Linked DNA regions of Homo sapiens: all the other regions are linked to region 1. Evidence: read pairs that join two places in POLR2A ChIA-PET (ENCODE). Cell type or tissue: GM12878. All regions are shown on one strand. Links, peaks and the distances in the headings refer to the core of each region. The heading gives the core; the rest is flanking DNA.

Region 1 (6,004 bases), core at 1,020-5,019:
TTTTGCTTTGTTGAGTGCTATATCTCTATTCATGTTCTTGAGATTTGTTTGGGGATGCAATTAAGTTACTTGGAAATAGTTTGATCCTTTCAGTTCTTGCTTTTTCAGATGTTTTAGGCAGGAACAGTTATATTAAAACCAGAGCTAATTATTCTCCACCACTGAGACCTTTCTGATTAGGAAGCCAGTGCCCTATGGATTATGAATTTTTCCCATCTGGTTGGTGGGAACAGACACTGTTCCCAGCCCCGAACAAGTACTGGGTTCTCACTAATCCTTTCAGGTGGTTCTTTTCCCAACCTCTGGTAGTTTTCTCACACAAATATGCTGATCTGTACTCTGCTGAATAGTTGAGTGACCTCTACAAATAAATCACTGTAGTTCTTCTCTGTGTGCAGCTGTCTCCCCTGTGGAACTCTGCCTTGCAAATTCTAATCCAGTTTGAATCCTGGGTCCCACCTGGGTTCTTTCTGCCTATACTACAACCTAAAAATCTATCAAGGCAGGAGCCTGGGGCGGTGTGGGACGTGCCTCACTTGTTCCCATCTCAGGGATCACTGTCCTTATCCTTCGTTGTCTGAAATCCAGTGTCTTGAAAACCGTAATTTTATATATTTTTGCCCAAATATTTGGTTGTTTCAGGCAGTAGCATAAACCTCATCCTTGTTACTCCATCTCATCTGGAAGCATAAGTCTGCTTCATTTATAATAGATACTCAATAAACACTTAACTCCGTCCACCCAGGGGATCTAGCAATTATTATAAAAATGAAAGACTGTTTGCATAATTTATAATGCCATAATTTCATACGTCATTTGGGGTTAGGGGAAATGGCTGTGCATACATGACTGGGAAGTGATAAGGAGTTTAGCTCTGAAACTTCCCTTCTCAGTTGATTTATATCACGTTGGATAGAGAGTATGTTGTTCTGCTATGCTAAAGCATTACTAAACTTTCTCATACCTTACTGCAAAAAGAAATCAGAATACATGATAAAGCAAATATATTAGAATGCTAATGGTAAAATCTAGATGATAGCTGTTCGCTATAAAATTCTTTCAACTTTATTGCATTGAAATTTTTCGTAATAAAAACATTGGGAATACATCATTCAGAATCTATACGAAACTAATCTTTGGCCCAGAGTAAATAACTTAAGAGCACTTCCAAATCCAGTGTTATCTTTAAATGACACTAGTTGAATTGAATTATAAGTATTATGAATTATTTCTTATGTATAAATATTCTAAACTCAAAAAATATAAACTCATGCACATAACTGTAAATGATTTATTTTCATGCTTATCTGAAGATGATCTTGTTATGAAACTGTAGAAAATTAAAATATTCATTGTTTGAAAAGTTTAGACTAAATTTCCTTTATTAAGTATTCTACAAAGGTTTGTAAGTTGTTTGTTTTTTTTTTAATTTGAGACAGAGTCTTGCTCTGTCGCCCAGGCTGGAGTGCAGTGGCACGATCTCAGCTCACTGCAACCTCCACCTCCCAAGTTCAAGCGATTCTCCTGCCCCAGCCTCCAGAGTAGCTGGGATTACAGGCCTGTGCCACCATACTTGGCTAATTTTTGTATTTTTAGTAGAGACAGGGTTTTGCCATGTTGGCCAGGCTGGTCTTGAGCTCCTAACCTCAGGTGACCTGCCCGCCTCAGCCTCCCAAAGTGCTGGGATTACAGGGGTGAGCCACCGCGCCTAGCCCGTAAGTTTTTATTTCCATATCTTTAACTGCTATTTAGGAACATATTTGAATAGATTGTAAAAATAGCAAGTTATTCAAAGTAAGAATTTTCAATGTTGTGGTTCTTTTCTTGACTGTCACATCATGGCATCTATTTGGAGGTGAAATCGATTCTTTGAAAGCAGCTCTTGCTGTGGAGGAAGCGCGAGGTAGATTTGTGGGAAGAAGGCTCTGCTCTCCCTTACCTCTCTTCACTGCCGAGCACTCATTGTGTGCCAGGGCCAGCAGGAAGATATTAAACCAAGGACTTCCCGGCCACCCAGTCATACTTGAGATAAATATTCCAAAGAAAATGTACAGCATCATAGAAGAGCTTAAAATTAGGGGCCCAATTAGGACTGTAATTATTTTGCAGCTGAGACGTAAAGGTTTAATGAGACATTTTTCACAGTTTCCAGGTAATTAATTGGTGTTGCAGTTAATAAGGTGACTGATGCGTGCTTTTCCCAGGATCCATTTACTCTCAGCAAGTGTTTGAGGACCTCCTAGGTGCCAGGCACAGTGGTAGGTGCTGGGATTGCTGTGCATTTATGTTCTCTAGATGATAGCTGAGTTCTGGTGCCATGAAAGCAGATTCAAACTCACTTTACAAATGGGGAAAGGGGTAGTATCTCCCTTTAAGACTGCTACTACGATTTTTACTATTCTACCTAAATTTTAGGTTAAGTTCATTGAGTTCATCAAAAATTCAGTTTAAGATTGTGTCTGCTTTATACATTGCTCTGCGAAGTTCCATCTTTGTAATATGATCTCATTCCACATCAAAGGTTCCTCCGTTTTTTCGGGCATTCTTCAGTGCCTTTTATTAGAGTTTTCTGCTTTCTCCATCAAGGCCTTGTAACTAGGTCAGTAATTCCCAGGCACTTTGTAGTTTTTGTGTCTGGGTAGCTGGAGTCTTCGTCTCTGTTTCTTTTTTGTATTTGCTTAATTGTTAGTGGAAAGGTGGTTGCTGTTGGTTTCATATTTTTGATATTTGCATGTGGTAGTCTAGTTGTGATGGTCTGTCTGTTGCTTCTGTTTTCCAGCTATATCATTTGCAAACAAATGACAATTTTGTACTTAAATATATATATATTGCGAAGGGGCTTAACACTTTCTGCCCTTCCCAGAAATGTATCTCTTAGCAATATGACTCGTAGAACCTAACAGTTCCATCACAGGAGGAAGTGTTCTGCAGTAACTGTAATTTGGCCTTTGATGGATTCATCTGTTATAAATCCTGTTGACATGAATAAAACAGAGAATAAATAACAGAATAACCCTTGTGGTTTTGAACAGAGAACTGTAAATAATCAAACCTTTCTTTCCTGTTGCCTCTAAAGTTAGACTGTCAGCGGTTTTTTTTTTTAATGTATCCCTTCATGTCTTAAAATTTTTATATGTTACACTGCTGCAGTTATGTTACGGCATAAATATTCACTCATTGGTAATGAATGATAACACATACAGAAAGGCTGCATGATATTGCTGAATTGTAAGAATTTTCCGTAAAGTTGCTTCTTGGGCCATTCTAGTTTACATCTAATTTAATAAATTTAGCAATTTGGAGAACATCTGCAGGACTGATGTAAGTACTGAAAGTGGAAGTGTCAGGGAGGCAGCAGAAGCAGGTGCTTCCTGATATTAACCAGAGACGGTCCTGGCACAGATGGGGCCGTGTGAATCACATGCAGACATACGTATGCACTCACGTGCGTGCCATTATTTTCATGTGGAGGTCAAACAGTCAGAAACGTTTGGGAAGTGCTGTGTAATGCTAACTGTTCGTGCATAATGTTTTCCCATTTAGTAAGTGCTGTTGCATGTGTTTTCTGTGATTCTCACCACAGCCCAATGCAAAAAATAAAAAAAGGATTTACGCTTTTTTTTTTTTTTTTTTTTTTTTTTGAGATGGAGTCTCACTCTATTGCCCAGGCTGGAGTGCAGTGGTGCAATCTCGGTTCACTGCAACTTCCACCTCCCAGATTCAAGTGATTCTCCTGCCTCAGCCTCCCGAGTAGCTGGGATTACAGGCACCCACCACCACACCCAGCTAAGTTTTGTATTTTTAGTGGAGATGGGGTTTCACCATGTTGGCTAGGCTGCTCTTGAACTCTTGACCTCAAGTGATCCACCCGCCTCGGCCTCCCAAAGTGCTGGGATTACAGGCATGAGTCACCGCGCCTGGCCTTTACCCTTTCCAATGGAGGAGAAAATTGAGGCTCAGGCAGGCTGTTTGGTCTGAGGTCCTTCTTCTAGGTGGGAAGAGGGTGTAGAGAGACTGTTTCCATGAGGCTGTGCTGCCTTTGTTGGGCAGCGTGATTCTGCGTCTGTGCCTCTGGGTGTGCGCTGGATCCGTAGGTCTCATTTGAGAGATCACAGTGACCCTGTGTGCTGCCCAGAAGACCCGGGACTCCTTAGACCTCAGAGCTTCTTTGGTGTTCACTGCATAACGTTGATGTCTTCTCTGTTTCCTCAGACCGGATCCATGCATCCAGGTAGCATGGCAGTGACATTTGCACACAGACATCAGCACCCCAGGTTTCTGTACCTGGGGCTCCTGCCCCTGATTCGCCCCTGCAGCTTTTGTGTTAAGAAATGTTGCTAGGTCAGAAACCCAAGAAGAATTTGAGGTGATAGACCGTTGGCCCTCTGTTCCTTCCCCCCGCCCCAGTATTACTTTTTACTTAACCTTTTCTAGAGATATGCACTAAATTAATGCAATGTAATGTGGTAAGAAAGGTGTGTAGAAGTTAGGAGTGCAAGTTTTTTTCCTTACACATGAGAAATGACTTTCAATCAATCAGAATTGGCCTGGAATGAACCTTCCCGGACCTAGGTCGGTCATCAGTCAAGGACGCTGTATCAGTCTGCTCAGGCTGCCGTAAGAAAATACCACAGGCTGGTGGCTTAAACCACAGAAATGTGTCTTCTCTCCATTCTAGAGGCTGGAAAGTCTAAACTCAAGGGTGTAGCAGGGTTTGTTCCCTGCTGAGGGCCTTTTCTGGCTTGCAGACGGCCACTGTGCCCTCCCATGGCCTTTGCTCCGAGCAAGTGCAGAGAAGGCGAGTGTGAGCCTTCTACCATCCCTCCTTACAAAGACACTAATCCTGGAGGGCCAAGGCCCCACTTATGACTTCATTCACCCTTCATTATTTTCTCTGAGGACCCATCTCCAAATCCAGCCACACCAGGGTTTAGGTCTTTAACATGAATGTGAGGAAGGGAGGCCACAAGCATTGAGTCCATGACAGACACTGAAAAGAGGACATTGTGTTCAGAGCAAGCCATCTGAGTCACCTTGCAGGCCCTCAGCTCAGCATCAAGGATTCAGTGAGTGTGCAGGTGTTTGAGACGGGGCCTAGCTGCTGGGCTGACTGTCACTGTGCGGGAGAGCTTCAACTGGAAACCCTAATCACTAGCTTTCCTGCTAGTAGAAACCACCAGTTTACTTAGGAATCTCAGCTGACTGGGTGCCTCAGTCAGGGCTGTGCAGAGAAACAGCAGGAGAGACAGAGATTGAGATCTCAAGGACTTGCCTTCTGCAGTGGGTGAGTCCAGCGGGCAGGTCTGGACTCCGTGGACAGGCAGCGGGCACGAGACTTGGCCGTGGTGGACACTGCAGGCCGCAGGTGGACTCTCCTCAGAGAAGCTGCAGTTTGGGTCTCACAGGCCTCTCAGCTGACTGGTTGAAGCCCCCACATTCTCAAGAGTGATCGCTACTTGAAGTCCATTGATTATAGGTGTTAACCACATCTATAAAATGCCTTCACAGGAACACCCACAGCAGTGTTTGGACAGCTGGGCACTGTGGCCTAGCCGGGTTGACACATACGGCCAGCTGGCACAGTCGGGGACATTTTACTTTTTTTCAGTTATCGCCTTTAACCACGATGGGTGAAATCACACTTTCCTGTGCCTAAATAACATCTTAGGCAAGTTGGTTAACTTCTTAGTCATCCCTGGTCACAGAAATCCAATCTAGGTTAAAGCTTTCATCTCAGACCCTCTGCAAATGGCATCTAAGCCGCACCCCAGGCAGCCTGGCCAGGGAGGGACATGCTGTGGGAGAGGAGGGGAAGCAAGGGTGGCTCCGAGCCCCTCTTGCCCGCCCTCCCCCGGGGCTTTGAGCAGAACCCAGAGCAGAGGGGAAGGGCAGCTGCCTGTTCTGCTCAGTTGCTCCCTGTGGCCTCGGCCAGAATGGTGGTCTCTTCCTCTGTGGCATGTCTGTGACTCTTGGGCAGCAGGCCTCTTCCAGAGGGACGGCTGTT
Region 2 (4,000 bases), core at 1-4,000, 120 kb after region 1:
CTCGGGAGGCTGAGACAGGAGAATCGCTTGAACTCGGGAGGTGGAGATTGCAGTGAGCGGAGATGGCATCACTGCACTCCAGCCTGGCGACAGAGTGAGACTCCGTCTCAAAAAAAAAAAAAAAAAATACAAAAATTAACTGGGCATGATGGTGCACGCCTGTGGTCCCGGCTACTTGAGGGGCTGAGGCGGGAGGATTGCCTGAGCCCAGAATGTCAAGTGAGCCATGTCGCCATCGCACTCCAGCCTGGGTGACAGAGTGAGACCCTATCTCAAAAAAACAAAAAGCAAAGGACTTGGCATGGTGGCTCACACCTGTAATCCCAGCACTTTGGGAGGCTGAAGCGGGTGGATCACCTGAGGTCAGGAGTTTGAGACCAACCTGACCAACATGCTGAAACCCGTCTCTACTAAAAATATATAATTAGCTGGGCTTGCTGGCGCATGCCCGTAATCCCAGCTACTTGGGAGGCTTAGAATTGCTTGAACCCGGGAGGCGGAGGTTACAGTGAGCCAAGGTTGTGCCATTACACTGCAGCCTGGGCAGTAAGAGTGAAACTCTGTCTTAAAAAAATTTTTTTTATTGAAAAATAGATTGCTGAGTAGAAATGAAACCTTTCTTTCACAGAATGTCGTTCATGAGCTAAGAATAACCAATCAGGTAATCTACTTGAATCCACCAATTGAAGAGTGCAGATACAAGCTGTATCAGGAAATGTTTGCCTGGAAGATGGTTGTACTGTCTCTCCCCAGGATCCAGAGTCAGAGGTACCAGGTAAGCCTTTGGTGACTCGAGGCACACGCCTCTGACCAGGACTCTCATGGGCTCTGTGATACCACTTCTTCATGGTGCTTCTTTAGATAAGCTCTTGATGTTGTTTACAAACTCCAGACATCCCAGGGGAAAGTTAGGGAGGCTTTTTGTGCCCTGACCTTTTTTTCCAACTAGTTACTTGGCATTTGTAGCTTGGTCTCAGTAGTTTCTTCGAACTCCTGTCCATGAGCATCTTTGGGAATCTCAATTCCTGCTTCTCCCTCTCCTCCCCACCCCCCACTTTTTATTAGGGGAATTTTAAAACATACACAAAAGTTGAGGGAATCAAGAGCCCCCCACCACACAGCTTTATCAATATGTGGACAATGTTATTTATATTTTCTTTCCTACCTCTCCACCCCCACCAGATTATCTTGAAGCAAATCTCAGATATAATATACTCTTAGTATATTTTTAGAACAAAAGGAAATCTCAAAAGACCATTTAGTCCCCAGTGTCACTTCTGAACAGAACCAGTGGCTTCATAAAAAAAGATGGCACAACTTCTGCTATTGCAGACTCTTCCAGAATTTAGTGATAAGACATTAACCGTTTTCTTAACTTTGAATATAAACTCAGATCTTTAAGGATTTTTTTTGAGGTAGTTAATTGCCTATGGCTAAAATCGTGGTGATGTTTCACCTAATGCTGGGCACTGTCCAGCTAATCAGAACCAAGCTATGGATATTGGCTTCTGCCCTTCAAGGAGTCTACGTACAATCCTTAGCATCATTCTCATCATGTTACTCCTGTTTTTAACCAGCCGTGTTTCTATTTGCATTGTTCTCTTGCTTATCTCCAAATTTAACAAACTAAAGCCAGCAGTCTCCTTTTTCCCTAGAGCCCATCCCCTCACTCTCGTTTAGCTGTTCTGCCCTCTCTTCTGGGTCTTCTTTCAGCACCTAAACGGGACCCCATGTCCCCTGCAATCTTCATAAGGAAGCTCCCTTCTCAGGCACTCATCCAGCCTCCTCCAGCACTGCTCTGTGTGATCGCCCATAGCCCCACCCTGCTGACTAGGGGGCTTCTCTGTCCTTGTCTCACCTCTTAACTGCAAGACTTGATGGAGGCTCCCTCCTGCGTGATGCTCTGGACTCTTCAGAACACCGTGCCTCCTGGTTCTCCTCCCACCTCAGTGGCTGGTCTCCTTTCTCGGTTCCTCTTTTGCCTTCCCCTTAAACTCCCTCTAAATGTTCTGTTCCCTCTCCACTCCTGTGCACTCTCATTGTGGTCTCATCTAGTCTTGTTGACTTTAAATGCCACCTGCAGGCTGACAGCTCTGTGTTCGTATCTCCAGCTGACCTTTCTCCCTACTCCAGGCTTGTCTGGGCAGCTACTAGCATGGCATCTCCACTTGGCTATCTCGGAGTCGCGTCACACTGAGCACCTCTTGAGCCCTGCCTCCCCAAGTTTGATCTTCCCTCAGTCTTTCACTTCTCATCCTTCAGCTCATTCAGGCCAAAAATCATGGTATTGTCCTTGATTCCCATTGTGTGTCTCTTGAAAATGAATGCTGAGCTGTTTCACTGGCACCACTCCGTACAAGGTACCATCACCTCTCACTTGGATTATTAATATTCCCTCCTATCTGTTCTCTCTGCCTTTGCCTCCCTAAAATCTGTTTTCAACACAGCAGCCAAAGCAAGTTTTAGATTCTAAGTCAATCCTGACACTCTTTTCGGAGCCCTTGAATGACTTCCTATCTCACTCATCATGAAAGTCAAAGCCCCAGTGGCTTGCTGGGCCCGTGTAATGTGTTGCTTATTATTTCTCTGACTTCAGCTCCTGCTGCTTCTCCCTTCACTGGCTCTGCCCCATCACACTGGAGTCTTGCTGGTCCTCAAACATGCCGGTAGACTCTTGCCCCTGCGCCTTCACATTTGTTGATCTCAACTCAGAATCCTTGATGGCAAATAATCACAACTTACCCCTCTCCTCCTGGTTTCTCGCAATTCTCCCCTTCTCAGCAAGGCCTTTCCTGACGTCATTACTGAAAATGCAGCCTTCCCCATGCTGTGCCCACACTCCCTCTCCTTCTCACTCTTGCTCCGTAGTTCTCTCTCACCACCTGACATTCTGTGTGTTTTGCTTATTCCCTAATCGCGTCTCTCCTCCCATAGAGTGTAAGTCCCTGTGAGCAGGGATTTTTATCTGCTTGTTGTACCTAGAACAGTGCCTGGCACATAACAGGCACTCAGATAGTTAAAATGAGCAAATGGCTTCGTGCACTTTTCAGCTGTTTTTGCATTGCCAAATTTCTCTGTTGTCATTAATGTTCTTGTATTGGTTTGATGAGTTAAATATAAGTAGGCTTTCTGGTTACTTGTGGCCAGGGTAAGTGGATGTTATCCCTTAAATGCCATTTTGGTCATGAGCTTTTCTTTCAGTTCATTTTAATTAAGTAAAAGGTGACACTTAGATTACCATTTTCATATACACTGCTTGCATTCATTTCGGCTTTGGTTGGCTAGGTGGGTGTACATTACGAATTGACTGAGGAAGAGAAATTCTATCGGAATGCTTTAACACGGATGCCTGATGGCCCTGTTGCCCTGGAAGAGTCGTATTCTGCTGTCATGGGCATTGTATCTGAAGTTGAACAGTATGTCAAGGTAAGAAACTCCTAATTTCATTCAAATGTGCATATGGTCTATTCTAGACACTTAAGAGTACAAGATATAAAGAACATGGAGCTAAAAGGTCTTGACTGTATGTATGGTTCACTAGATACTATTTGCTGTTTCAAAGCAGAGAGTAAATGATAGGATACATCTTTTTGAGTTTTAACCATGACGTTCAAGAATCTTTTTTGATATGAAAATTCTGAGAGTCTGAAGTGAGAATTTCTCTAATAGTGGTGAAAGACATGAACCTTCTTAATGGAATGTGAACATAAGAGGTGCCAGTATTCTACAAAATGAAAACTCAAACTATTATTTAACTGTGTTCTTCATTTGCAGGTTTGGCTTCAGTATCAGTGTTTATGGGATATGCAAGCTGAAAACATCTATAACAGACTTGGAGAAGATCTCAACAAATGGCAGGCTCTCCTGGTCCAAATAAGGAAGGCCAGAGGAACCTTTGACAATGCAGAAACCAAGAAAGAGTTTGGACCAGTAGTTATAGATTATGGCAAGGTGAGCCCTGCTGTCTGGTTGAAAGGTGTCACGGGTAGTGTAAAAGCAA
Region 3 (4,000 bases), core at 1-4,000, 1.7 Mb before region 1:
AGGACAGGAAGAGACTGCGAGAGACAAGATGGGAGAGCTGGGTCACAGGCAGGATGAGAACTAGTGAATAGGCAGCTGCAGTCAAAGACACAGATGCGAGGAGGTGCGAGGAGTGATTTTGCTCTTTGTCCCCTAAGTAGGAGCTCTGTTTGATTCACTGTAAAGGCTATCCCATGCTTCTGAAAGCAGTCTCTAAATCCTCAGCTGAGTTGCTGACGTGACCTGTACCAGCTGGAACAGCCTAGATGCACTTCTCAATCTGCTTCCCAGTGACCCACATGTGGCCATGTCTCATAGCTTTGAATAGTGAGCTCTTATTGCACACACTTGCTGGGAGGTCAGTGGATGAGTTTCATCTTTAATTCTTTATTCTCTCCCCTGCCTTGCCTAAGGTAACCATTATTAACTAATGAGTGTGTATCTCCCATTCCTTTCTTTGTGCTCACGTAACATATCAACACAGCTAGCTGGACTGATAGGAGGAGTGGCAGGTTTCAACAGAGACATACAAGTACAGTTCAAAGCCCAAAGCCATGTGTAACACACATACCATGCTGATCAGGGGAATATGGTCGCTCAAGAGGGAGGGCTTATGTCGGGCTGGAATGCTGGGAAAGTGGCATCTCAGGCGGAAGTTGAAGGATTAAGTGTCCAGAGGCAGAGTGTGGGGAGGAATACATTCCAGGTAGAAGGCAAAGCAAGGAGACAGCTGGGACATGGCAGATAACATGGTGTAACTGCCAGGAAGATATATGCAGAAGGGTGGTGGCTTTTGAGTAGAGGAAGATCAGGGCCAGAGAGCCAACTTAAGAAAATCAGCGTTCGTTACAGCGCACTGAGCAACCAGGATGAAAGCAGAAAAACTCTAGCAGTTCAACAGCCGATCTCAGGACCGTGCTTACAGATCAAGTAACTGGACTAAATCAGCTCCAGGGTCTCTTTTCACTCAAATTCTATGATGCCCACCAAATCAGTAAATCTAAATACCACCTCTTCCCACCTTAAAAAAGAGATGTTCCATGAAGAGTGTCTTGGTACCCAGTTGGCTCATCATTACTGAGCTCTGGGTGCCCAGTGGTGGCTGCCACATGGGAGCACTTGATATTTAGTGAACTGAATTAGTTGCTTTTTTGGTCTCCTATATAGTTCACTGTGGAAACAGACTGATGATTCCGTTACAACATAGTCAGTACAATGAAGGAACACCCAGACTATGGGCACACAGTGACTCTCCAGGGAACAGTTTCAGAGACAAAGAGACAAAGAAGGTCAAAATTTTTTAGAGAATTATACAGGCGGTGAGAAGTTAAACTTTTTAGCTATGAGGGAGGGAGGGAGGAAAGGAAGTAGGAAGCAGGTAGAGCTCTTGAATTCAGTTAACCACAAAACACAGTTAACCATGTCACTACACTATTATGTTTTAAACAGGGAGACCAGCTTTCCACTTTAATTTTTCCTTCTGGTGGGGAAATGTTACAGTTGGCTAAAGCAGCCGAAAGACCGGCTCCAAAATGAGAAATCAGGGGAAAAGCATAAACTCAAAATAGATGATTTGGCTTCAACAGCTTTTCTTTTTTTAGTTAATTTTTTTTTTTTTTGAGAGACAGGGTCTCACTCTGCCCCCTAGACTGGAGTGCAGCAGCGCAATCACAGCTCACTGCAGCCTTGACCTCTTGGGCTCAAGGGATCCCTACCTCAGCCTCCCAAGTAGCTGGGACCATAGGCACATGCTATCATGTCTGTCTGATTTTTGTATTTTTTTGTAGACACGGGGTCTCACTATGTTGCCCAGGCTGGTCTTGAACTCCTGGACTTAAATAATTATCTTGCCTCAGCCTCCCAAAGTGCTGTGATTACAGGCATGAACCACCGTGCACAGCTGGCTTTCACAGCTTAAATTTTTTTTTCTTAATATAAAACATAAAAACTGTGTATGTATAGACCCACGTTCATAACAGCATTATTCACAATAGCTAAAACATATAAGCAACCCAAGTGTCCAATGACAGATGAATAAGCAAAATGTGGTAGATACATACAATGAAATATTACTCAGCCTGAAAAAGGAAGGAAATTCTGACACATGCTACAACATGGATGACCTTTAGGACATTATGCTAAGTTCTAATAAGAGAGTCGCAAAAAGACAAATACTGTATGAGCCGACCAATATAAATGAGGTACCCAGGGTAGTCAAAATCATAGAGATAAGAATCAGAATGGTGGTTACCAGGGCTGGGAGAAGGAGGGAATGGGGAGTTATTGTTTAATGGGTATACAGTTTCAGTTTTGCAAGATGAAGAGTTCTGGAGATGGATGGTGATGATGGCTGCACAACAATATGAATGTACTCAATTCATATTGTATTGAACTGTACATTTTAAAAATGGTTAAGATGGCCAGGCCTGGTGGCTTACGCCTGTAATCTCCCAGCACTTTGGGAGGCTGAGGTGGGCAGATCACTTGAGGTCAGGAGTTCGAGACCAGCCTGGCCAACATGGTGAAACCCCATCTCTACTAAAAATAACAAACATTAGTTGGGCGTGATGGTGTACGCCTGTAATCCCAGCTACTCAGGAGGCTGAGGCACAAGAATCGCTTGAACCCAGGAGGCGGAGGTTGCGGTGAGCCGAGATTGCGCCGCTGCACTGCAGCTTGGGTGACAGAGTGAGAATCTGTCTAAAAAAAAATAGGCTGGGCACGATGGCTCGTGCCTGTAATCCCAGCACTTTGGGAGGCCGAGGTGGGCGGATCGCCTGACACCAGGAGTTCGAGACCAGCCTGGCCAACGTAGTGAAACCCCATCTCTACTAAAAATACAAAAATTAGCTGGGTGTGGTGGTGTGTGCCTGTTCCAGCTACTTGGGAAGCTGAGACAGGAGAATCGCTTGAACCCCAGGAGGCGGAAGTTGCAGTGAGCCAAGATTGTGCCACTGCACTCCAGCCTGGGCGACAGAGCAAGACTTCGCCTCAAAAAACAAAATTAAAAAAAAAAATACATACAATGGTTAAGATGGTAAATTTTGTTATGTGCATTTTGTAACAAAAATTTTTAAATGCATGTTTGATTACTACACACATACAAAGTAAAAAATAAAACCAATAGATGCAGTGTCTCACATCTGTAATCTTAGCACTTTGGGAGGCTGAGGCAGGAGGACTGCTTGAGCCCACCAGCCTGGGCAATATAGGGAGACCCCGTTTCTACAAAAGAAATTTAAAAATTAGCTGGGCACGGTGGCTCATGCCTTGAATCCCAGGAATTTGGGAGGGTGAGGCGTGAGGATCTCTTGAGCCCAGGAGTCCAAGACCAGCCCTGGCAACATAGCGAGACCCTGTCTCTAGAAAAAATACAAAAATTAGCTGGGCATGGTGGTGTGTGCCTGTGGTTCCAGCAACTCAGGGGGCTGAGGTGGGAGGATCGCTTGAGCAAGAAAGGTCAATGTCGCAGTGAGCTATGAAAACGCGACTGCACTCCAGCTTGGCTGACAGAGTGATAACCCAATCTCAAAAAAAAAAAAAATTAGCTGGGCACGGTGGTGTGTACCTGTGCTTCCAGCTACTCAGGAGGCTGGATTGCTTGAGGCAGGAGGATCCCGTGAGCCTGGGAAGTCAAGGCTACAGAGAGCTGTGTTCAAGTCAGCCTGGGTAACAGAGTGAGACCCTATCCCCAAAAAATAAAAATACAAAATAAACCCAATCACCCAAATCCTAGTTTGCAGAGGCAAACTACATTACATTTGTGCTCATTTTATCACAGTCCCTCTTCATGTTAAAACCATTTATAAAATCTATGGTTTTATATCTGGTGGATTGCACATAGGTAGCCCATAAAACTCCCAAGAGGAGACTCTTTTGCCATACAGAAGAGTTAGCTCCCCTTACAATGCCCCACCCATTTCCGCAGGGAACTACTGACAGTCTGATGTGCATCACTATCAGTTGGGAATAGGTCCATTTCGAGTTACCAACATCCCTGTACAGTGGCTCACATGTGCAG

What was found. Peaks named below come from ENCODE experiments on the same cell type or tissue, not always from the same donor. Only the 100,000 strongest peaks of a DNase experiment are listed, where the experiment ranks them.
Region 2: POLR2A ChIA-PET joins it to region 1 with 5 read pairs; 3 of 35 experiments call an interaction of 5 or more read pairs at or near these places.
Region 3: POLR2A ChIA-PET joins it to region 1 with 10 read pairs; 1 of 35 experiments calls an interaction of 5 or more read pairs at or near these places.

The regions. Positions count from the first base shown.
Region 1 is chr14:101,873,326-101,879,329 of GRCh38, forward strand. The region is part of intron 4 of PPP2R5C (protein phosphatase 2 regulatory subunit B'gamma); the gene reads left to right. Among named protein-coding and RNA genes, the nearest start is that of DYNC1H1, 88 kb to the right of the region's middle. RefSeq lists a silencer at 2,706-2,775 and enhancers at 3,096-3,165, 5,384-5,533. In GM12878, for the core only: no CTCF peak of the experiment used is centred there; a DNase peak (open chromatin) is centred at 3,426; H3K4me3 peaks cover 1,348 bases; H3K27ac peaks cover 3,261 bases.
Region 2 is chr14:101,990,899-101,994,898 of GRCh38, forward strand. DYNC1H1 (dynein cytoplasmic 1 heavy chain 1) reads left to right here. Exons shown (of 78, transcript NM_001376.5): 11 at 629-775; 12 at 3,286-3,426; 13 at 3,775-3,951. Among named protein-coding and RNA genes, the nearest start is that of DYNC1H1, 28 kb to the left of the region's middle. RefSeq lists enhancers at 648-717, 2,086-2,225. In GM12878, for the core only: a CTCF peak has its summit at 2,091 (motif pointing left); DNase peaks (open chromatin) are centred at 583 and 2,013; H3K4me3 peaks cover 1,189 bases; H3K27ac peaks cover 1,954 bases.
Region 3 is chr14:100,223,307-100,227,306 of GRCh38, forward strand. All of the region lies in intron 1 of YY1-DT (YY1 divergent transcript), which reads right to left. Among named protein-coding and RNA genes, the nearest start is that of YY1-DT, 13 kb to the right of the region's middle. RefSeq lists a silencer at 1-200. In GM12878, for the core only: no CTCF peak of the experiment used is centred there; no DNase peak of the experiment used is centred there; H3K4me3 peaks cover 6 bases; H3K27ac peaks cover 426 bases.